Linked DNA regions of Homo sapiens: region 1 is linked to region 2. A link is a contact called in ENCODE Hi-C data. All regions are on one chromosome and are shown on one strand. Each heading gives the region's core, a stretch centred on a gene start or an enhancer-like site at or near the end of the contact. The rest is flanking DNA. Distances are from core to core; before and after follow the strand shown.

Region 1 (4,224 bases), core at 440-2,939, 130 kb after region 2:
ACCTGGGCCCAGGAACTTCCTAAAACCGTAGGCTACATTTTGTGGATGGTGCATATATGCACTTCGGGAGAGATAGTCCATGTTTTCCTCAGAGACTTGAAAGTGCCCATGAAACCATTTTGCTCCTCAAGCACATACACTCCTCCAGCACATACACTCCTCTGTTTTGTTCCCCCATTGAATTCAAAGACTCTCGGATTTTCACCTTATAAAACACTGAACTCCACCCTCACACCATACAGAGCTTTGCATCGATACGATGATCCCCATTTCAGAGATGAGGAAATCCAGGCTCAGAGGTGGCATGACTTGCCCAAGGTCACAGCTAAGAAGTAGAGAATGAAGACTGGAACCTGATTCCGATTCCCAATCTGGCATTCTTTGGGGAACTCTCACCCAAGCCCTCTAGCTACCCCACCTGTTGGTGGATTCCCTTCCTCACCCCAGAACCAAATCCGGAGCTCTCATGTTCCTTCTGCCGGGTCCCAGGGCCCTAAAGAGTAGGTTTCCCTACAGCTCCCCACCCCTCGCTCTGGCTGAGGTTGTGCGCAGGCCTGGGAGGAGGAGGTTCAAGCCGCTGGCTGGTGGCCGGCTTCAGCCCACCAAGAAAGGCGACTCCAGGGACAAGAGCACCTGAGGTCAGGGGCACACACCAGCGGGCGGACAAGTGTAGAGTTGGCGCCGCCCTACACCTCTCTCCGGGAAGAGAGGGGAGGAAAGGCCGTCACCTGGCCGGTTCCCCTCCGTCTGCCCCAGGCGTATAAGAAGCAGGAGTCTGGAGCCCCAGCCCATGAGGGAAGGAGAGGAGAGATAAATGGGGGCGCTCAAGGCCTGGGGCGCCGGGCAGGGGTCTTGGGCAGGGATCCTCTGGATGTGGCCAAGACAAAGATGGAGAGGTAAGGTCTGCGCGCCACCTCCAATGGCGGGGGGCGCGTCGGAGCCCCAGGGGTGGGACGGCCAAAGCCCAGGGCTTGAAGAGTGGGCACATTCAGGAGACTCAGGGAGGGTGGCAGGTCGGCTCCAGGGACGAGGCAAGGGGCCTCCAATAGGCGCGGGTGAGGAGGGAGATGGGTCCTGGCGACCCAAAGGGCCCACCTGCGGGAAAGGTGAATGCAGACAATCTCGGGGTCCCTGGGGGAGAAGGCCAGAAGGTAGCGCATCCTGGAGACCCTGGGGTCCCGTGGGTGCGGAAGGAGACCCTGGGGGCGCCTTCCCAGGGGATTGGGGGTGGGGAGGAGGGCGCACGGGTCGGGGAGGGGGCTACCGGACCTGGATCCCGGGACACCCCGGGGGTCTGGGGGGCGGGCCGCGCGCTTACCTGCGTCCTCGTCGTCGAAGGAGTTCATGCACGGGAAGTAGATGGCGAGCGCCTCGAAGGAGGCGGACAGACTGAGGCGGCTCTGCGAGCGCTCCATGCCCGCGCCGGCGCCGGGCGCCTCGGCCGCGGCGGCGGCGGCGGCGGCGGGCGGCTTGGGCAGCTTGGCCGCCCCATTCTTGACGCGGAGTACGGCGCGCGGCGTGGTGGCGGCGGCCCGGGGCCGGGCCGAGGCTCCGCTGCGGGGCTGGCGGGCGCGGCGGGGCCGGCGGGCGGGCCAGGAGCTGGCGGCGCGCGGAGCCCGAGGCGCGCTGTGCTGCTGGCGGCGGCGGCGGCGGCGGCGGTGGCGGCGGCGGTGGCGGCGCAGCGCGCTCTGGTCCGCGGCGCCCCCCGCCGGCAGCGCGAGGCGGGCTTGGAGCGGCGCCGCAGCCAATCCGTGCCGCCGGGGGAGGGGGCGCCGCTGCGGGGCGTGGGAGCCCGGAGGGCGCGGGCTGCGGCCTCTTCTAGCAGCCCCCGGGCCCGGCAGGTGCGCGCGGGGAGGCAGGCGCCGGGCGAGGTTGTCTGGGCCCTGGTCCGAGGGCTGTTCCCGACCCCGCCTCGGCCCCCACCCTCAGCCGGCCGACTTGCGGAGAGGCCGGCGTCCAGTCCCTCACCCAGACAGGCCTCTCCCAGAGACACTGGCGCGCTCGGAGGGGATGCGCTCAAAGGGTCCCGCCCAGGCGGGTCGGCACTCGGCCTCCCACACAGAGACCCTCGGCTTCACACCTGCACCCACAGAGAAGCTCAAACAGGCACCCACACCTACACATTCACTCTGCAACATGCCCCGCAGACACCCGGACAGATACACCCACAGACCCACCCCCTCACAGATGCGGGGACAGACACGTCCACGGACACACGCAGACTCACGCAGAGACCTGCAAACACACTCAGGGAGGTAGGCAGGACATCCCTGGTGCCCGGCCTCCCTCACGGGGAGACTCTCAGATGCCACAAAACCCCACGAAGTTCAGGTAGGCATACACAGTCTCATGCATTCACACTTACCAAAGACACCCCAGAATTCATACACACATTCATACACTCAGATGAACACACAAGCCCAGACCCAGCACACACTCTGTGTCGCCTCCCCCTGTGATCATCTCAGCACTGTCAAACACTCTGACTGACACGGCCAGATGCACACACCTTCACCCTCAGACACACTAGAGTAGCACACACACGCCAAGACACAGCCACACAGACTCCATCCCTCCCAGTGTGGGTGCATCCCGACGGATTGACTGACACCCTCAGACTCAGGTACACTGAGACACACTTGGCAGGCTCACACTCACAGACTCTCCCATTATCACCCTCGGCGACCCGCAGTCCTCAGACACACACGGGCTCAGACACTCACAGCCCCAGGACAGAGACGAGCGAATCGGAAACCCGTGTTCCATTCCCTGCATGTGACCTGGGACGTGAGGGTCCCTGCCCACCTAATCAGGCCCCAGATGTCAAACAACCTTCTCAGCTGCTCGCACACCTCTTTATGAAGCCATCTGGCGACATGGAAACAGTTCAGGCCTCAGAAAGAGACAGCCCAGAGTTTGAATCTCAGCTGTGGTGCTGTCTTTCTGGGTGGCCTATGGCAAAACTCTTTATCCCATGGGTCCTGTTCCTCATCTGTACAATGGGGACAGGAGCCTTCCATTTTGGATGGTTGTGAACTGCCTGTAAGATAACACAGGTGTTTGTTTTCTATTGCTGCATAACAAATGAAGCAGCTTAAAAACACCAATCTAGTGATTTACAATCCTGTAGGTCAGAAGTCTGGGCAGCCTGAGCTGGGTTCTCTGCTTAGGGCCTCACAAAGTATTGGCCAGACTGGGCTCTTCTCTGCAGGCTCTGGAGAAGAATCCGCTTCCAAGATCATTCAGGTTGTTGGCAGGATTCAGTTCCTTGTGGTTGCAGGACTGAGGTTCCTGTTTCCTTGCTGGCTGTCAGCCAGAAGTCAACCTCAGCTCCTAGAAGTGGCTTTCTGGTCCTTTCACCTGGCCCCTTCCACCTTCAAGGCCAGTTTCAGGATGTCAAGCCCTTCTCATCCTTCAGTAGAATCTTTCTACCTTGGCTTCTGCTTACTGGCCTGAGAGATTCTGCTTTTAAAGGTCTCGTGTGATTAGATCAGGTCCACTCGCATGATGTCCCTTTGACATATAATGTAATATAATCACGGTAGCGATTCCTGATCAGGGTCGCAGTTTCCACCCATGCTCACACAAGGGCGGGATCACACAAGGTATTACATAAGGGCAAGGATCACTGGAGTTATTCTGACACATCTGCCCATCACAGTGTGCAAAACACCTAGCACAGTGCTGGCCTTCGGCAGGTGCTCCTGAGCCCTAGCCCCTTCCCAGGGACCAGATCTAGACTTTGAGGCAGCCTGGTGTCATGGTTAAGAGTGCTGGTATAATCATCCCCATCTTGGTCAATGGCAGCTCCATTTTTCCACTTGTTTGGATCAGAAATGTTGGATACTTGACTCCAGTCTCACACACACCACATTCAATCCATCAGCAACTCCTGTCATTTCTATACACAAAATGTAACCAGAAACTGACCACTTCTCTGCCCCAAACCCTCCCATCTCACAGTCAAAGTCCATGTTCTACAAGGTCCTAACTTCTTTGGCTCTGCCACCCCTCTGTCTTCATACCCAGGACACCCCGGTGGCTCACTCGGCTTCAGAACATCTGTACTGCTGTTCCCTCTGCCTGAAGCCCTCTCCCTTGCAAAGGGCTGTGTAGCTCACTCACAGATCTCTGCTCAAATGTCACTTTCCCTCTGAAGTCTTCCCTCACCACTCTTTATGAAGTAGCAAAAACCCCTCCCTGAAATGCCAGATCCTCTCTACC
Region 2 (3,998 bases), core at 998-3,497:
AGGGGTTGACCTGCTGTAGGGCACTCAAAATATTCAAACCAATTAATGCATTGCATTTGTGATCAGAAGAAAAAAGCTAATTACAATGTAACAGATTTACCTGATGCAAAGCAACGCAAGCATGGCCATCCCTCTGCATATATGGAAGCTTTTCCTTTTGGGGGAAACAGCAATATTTCCATTTTACGGAAAAAGAAATGGAGGCACAGAGAGGTCAAGGCACTTGCCCAAGGTCACACAGACAGAAATGCGAAGAGCAGCTCCAGAGGCCAGAACTCCTGCCCATCCTGTCCAGGACTGTGGGATGCATCCAGGGACGGACACTGGGGCTGTGGGCTGGATGACTTGGCTGCCTTTGCATTGATTGGAGCTGTTTAGGGAACCTACCCCAGCCACTAGCATCCAGTCCTAGAGACACAGAAAATTCACTGGCCAGCCTCACTTTTGAGCCCAGAAACCCCTTACCCTTCCTCCTGCCTCTTGAGAGGCCAGTGTTAGGTGTTAGCCGGGGTGCAAAGCTCTGGAAGGCAGGTTTCTGCTTTCTGCTGCCCTCCAGTGGGCAAAGAAAGCAAACCTCTGGATCCATCTGGAAGCAGGTAGCAGGTGTTGCCCAAGTCAGCTGCGGCTAATAGTAATAATAATGGCTGCCGCTCAATGAGCACTTACCACGTGCAGACGTTTTTACACCTAATCTAATGTAACCTAACCCCTTTAAGCAATTTAATTAACATTTAATTCCTCTCTCAAGGTAGGAATCACTTCCTATATACCCATTTACATACATAATCTGAGACTTAGAAAAATGACTTCCCAAAGTCACAAAGCTGGTCAGTGGCAGAGCCGAGAGTGCAAGTCCTTGGAGATCAGAGGAGGAAGAGACCATGATCCTGGACCAGGAGACAGCCCTGCATTCTTGGGCACAGAGGTGAATTTACTGTGAGGCTGGTGACGCATCAGGGCTCCTGACTTGCATGTCCTCTCCCAGGGCCATGGAGGAACTTTCCAACGCATTCGCATGGGCATATGTTTCACATTTGCAAAACTAACACATTTCAGTTGCAATTGGCTGAGACCACTATCTCTCTCCACTGCCTAGAATAATGTCTTCACATAGTAGGTAATAAATATGTGCTAATAAATCCATTTTGTGTTTAATAAATCATGTTGAATGAATGGGTAGAGAAATGAAGGAAGGAAGGAAGTGGCATTTAGTTCAATCTTGAAGGAAGGGCAGGATTTGAGAGAGCGTTCCTCATGTAGCCTAGTGGGCCCCTCCACACACAGACCATCCAAGGCCATGAGTGGCCTTGAATGCCAGGGTGAGGAATCTGGCCTTAGGTGGTAGGCACTGGGGAGCCATGGAAGGTTGCAGAGCAGAGGAAGGATATGAGTGTAATTGTCAATTAGGCAAGAGTTGAATGTCAAATAAGAGGACAGGGCCCTACAGCGGGGGGCCAGAGTGGCTCAGATAAAACTCCCCTCATCCAGCACCACACAGAGAGCTGGTGCTCAGCCAGTGTGATCACAGAAGCCTCTGCTGGGGTGTCTATAAGCTCCCTGGAAGAAGATATCCAAATGCTTTGCATGTGTGGCTTTGTGTATGTGTGTGTGTGGGGGGGGGAGGGGAGGTGCTGAGTGTGGATTTGCTCAGCACTCTAGTGTGCCCAGCCCAACGTGGGGGAAAGGTCAAGGCCCTGTCTGGCTTAGGCAGGGAGTTCTCAGCATTGCAGTATGACTGAGCCTCTGGCTGGAAAGTAAGGGAGCCAAGAGAAAACAGGTTTAGAAGTTGGCTAGGCAGAAGTGGACCTATGAAATTCCAGCTGCACCAGCTGCTTCTTTTGCTAAGCTCCCGTCATCCTTTCTCTCTCTCCACTGGGTCTTTCTGAATGTCAAGAATCCCAGCCACTGTTTAGTTAGCACTTGTTTTTTGCCACACTCTGTGAAGCACCTTCAAGCCCGATCACCGGATTATTCCTCCAACAACGCCGAGAGTGAGAAGAATGGCTATTATTTCGATTTTATAGGTGAGGAAGTAGAAAGCCCAGAGAGGTGAAGTTGCTTACCTGAGGTCACATAGGAGTCAATGGTATACGTGAGATCAAACCCAGACTCCAGAGGCAGCCCCCCTCAGTCGCCAGCCGTCCTGCCTCCTCTCCTGGTCTAAGCTGGGGAGGAAAAACCCATCTTGGCCAGCAGGGGGCGGTGTGCCCTCAAGGATAAGCCCTGCTTCCCAGAACTCAGACAGAATTTGCCAGCAAGACAACAGCACGATTCTGAAATATCTGGCTTTGAGCCCTCATTTAGTCCCAACTCTGGTGGGGCCTGGAGAACGGGGAGAGGGGTGAGAGAAGTATAAAATAGCCCTCAAATTGGTGAGCCAATGGTTCACAGAAAGGAAAGCGCAGCGGCATTTTAACATATAAAAAGATTCTCATTTTCACTCCTAGGAAGAGAAACGTGTTAAACCCACACCACCTGAGCAGGCACTGTTTTGCTATCAAACTGGCAAACTTATGCAGGTGGGGATATGGAGACACACTCCTTCTTACATTGTTGGTGGGATTAAAACTTGGTTTTGGCCAGGTGCGATAGCTCACACCTGTAATCCCAGCACTTTGGGAGGCCGAGGAGGGCGGATCACCTGAGGTCGGGAGTTCAAGACCAGCCTGGCCAATATGGCGAAACCCTGTCTCTACTAAAAATACAAACATTAGCTGGGTGTGGTGGCACACGCCAGTAGTCCCAGCTACTCGGGAGGCTGAGGCAGGAGAATCACTTGAACCCAGGAGGCGGAGCTTGCAGTGAGCTGAGATCTCGCCATTGCACTCCATCCTGGGCAACAGAGTGAGACTCCATCTCCAAACAAACCAAAAAAAAAAAAAAAAAAAAACCAGAAAAGAAAACTTGGTTTAACACCTATAGAAGCTAATCTGGTAACATCTATCAAAATTAAAAATGCACATATCTAACAGGTATGCATGATACATTCATCAAAAGACTTGAACTAGACCTGCATGATCTGATGTGGAGCCACCCACCACATGTGGCTGCTGAGTCCTTGAAATATGGCTGATCCAAGCCTGGCTGACATGGCAAAACCCTGTCTCTACTAAAAATACAAAAATCAGCCAGGCGTGGTGGCACGTACCTGTAGTTCCAGCTACTTGGGAGGCTGAGGCACAACAATTGCTTGAACCCAGGGGCGGAGGCTGCAGTGAGCCAAGATCGTGCTACTGCACTCCGGCCTGAGCAGCAGAGCGAGACAGTCTCAGAAAAAAGAAAGAAATATGGCTGGTCAAATTGAGATGTGCTGCAAGTGTGAAATATATATGGGATTTTGTATACTAACAAAAATGCAAAATGACTCCTTAATAACTTGCTAATATTGATGATGTGTCGCAATAATATTTTGGATAGATTGGATTAAGTAATTTTTATTTTTGTTTTTTATTTTTTTGAGACGGAGTCTCACTATGTCGCCCAGGCTGGAGTGCAGTGGCATGATCTTGGCTCACTGCAACCTCTGCCTCCCGGATTCAAGTGACTCTCCTGCCTCAGCCTCCTGAGCAGCTGGGACTACAGGCACCTGCTACCACCCGTAGTTAATTTTGTTTTGTATGTTTAGTAGAGATGGGGTTTCACCATGTTGGCCAGGCTGGTCTCAAACTCCTGACCTCAAGTGATCTGCCCACCTCAGCCTCCCAAAATGCTGGGATTACAAGCATGAGCCACTGTACCTGGCCTGGGTTAAGTAATTTTTAAAATTACTTTTACCTATTTCTTTTTCTTTTTTGAATGTGGCTGCTAGAAATATACATGGCTTGCATTGTGGATCATATTATATATTTTTACCTTTTTATTGTGGTAAGATATGCATAACATTTACCATTTGGACCATTTTTAAGGGTCCAGAAGTTCAGCTGTGTTAAGTACATTCCCATTGTTGCGCAACCATCACCATCATCTACCCCCAGAGCGTTTTCATCTTCCCAAACTGA

Evidence for each region. Hi-C counts contacts between places; a loop is a spot of excess contacts on that map. Pooled maps may share reads with other maps.
Region 1: a map of gastrocnemius medialis shows a loop between it and region 2 (24-fold over the local background). The contact joins the promoter of RIMS4 here to the enhancer-like site in region 2. A Hi-C loop is called at or near these places in 2 of 168 maps with a recorded cell type or tissue (Caco-2 and gastrocnemius medialis) and 10 of 50 pooled maps.

The regions. Positions count from the first base shown.
Region 1 is chr20:44,808,857-44,813,080 of GRCh38, forward strand. RIMS4 (regulating synaptic membrane exocytosis 4) reads right to left here and starts at 1,690. Exons shown (of 6, transcript NM_182970.4): 1 at 1,319-1,690. The coding sequence starts at 1,415.
Region 2 is chr20:44,683,169-44,687,166 of GRCh38, forward strand. No RefSeq gene overlaps it. Among named protein-coding and RNA genes, the nearest start is that of LINC01260, 13 kb to the left of the region's middle. RefSeq lists silencers at 419-478, 2,080-2,199. Within about 2 kb of position 2,248, at least 5 of the 41 ENCODE cell types and tissues checked have a DNase peak (open chromatin) inside an H3K27ac peak, as active enhancers do.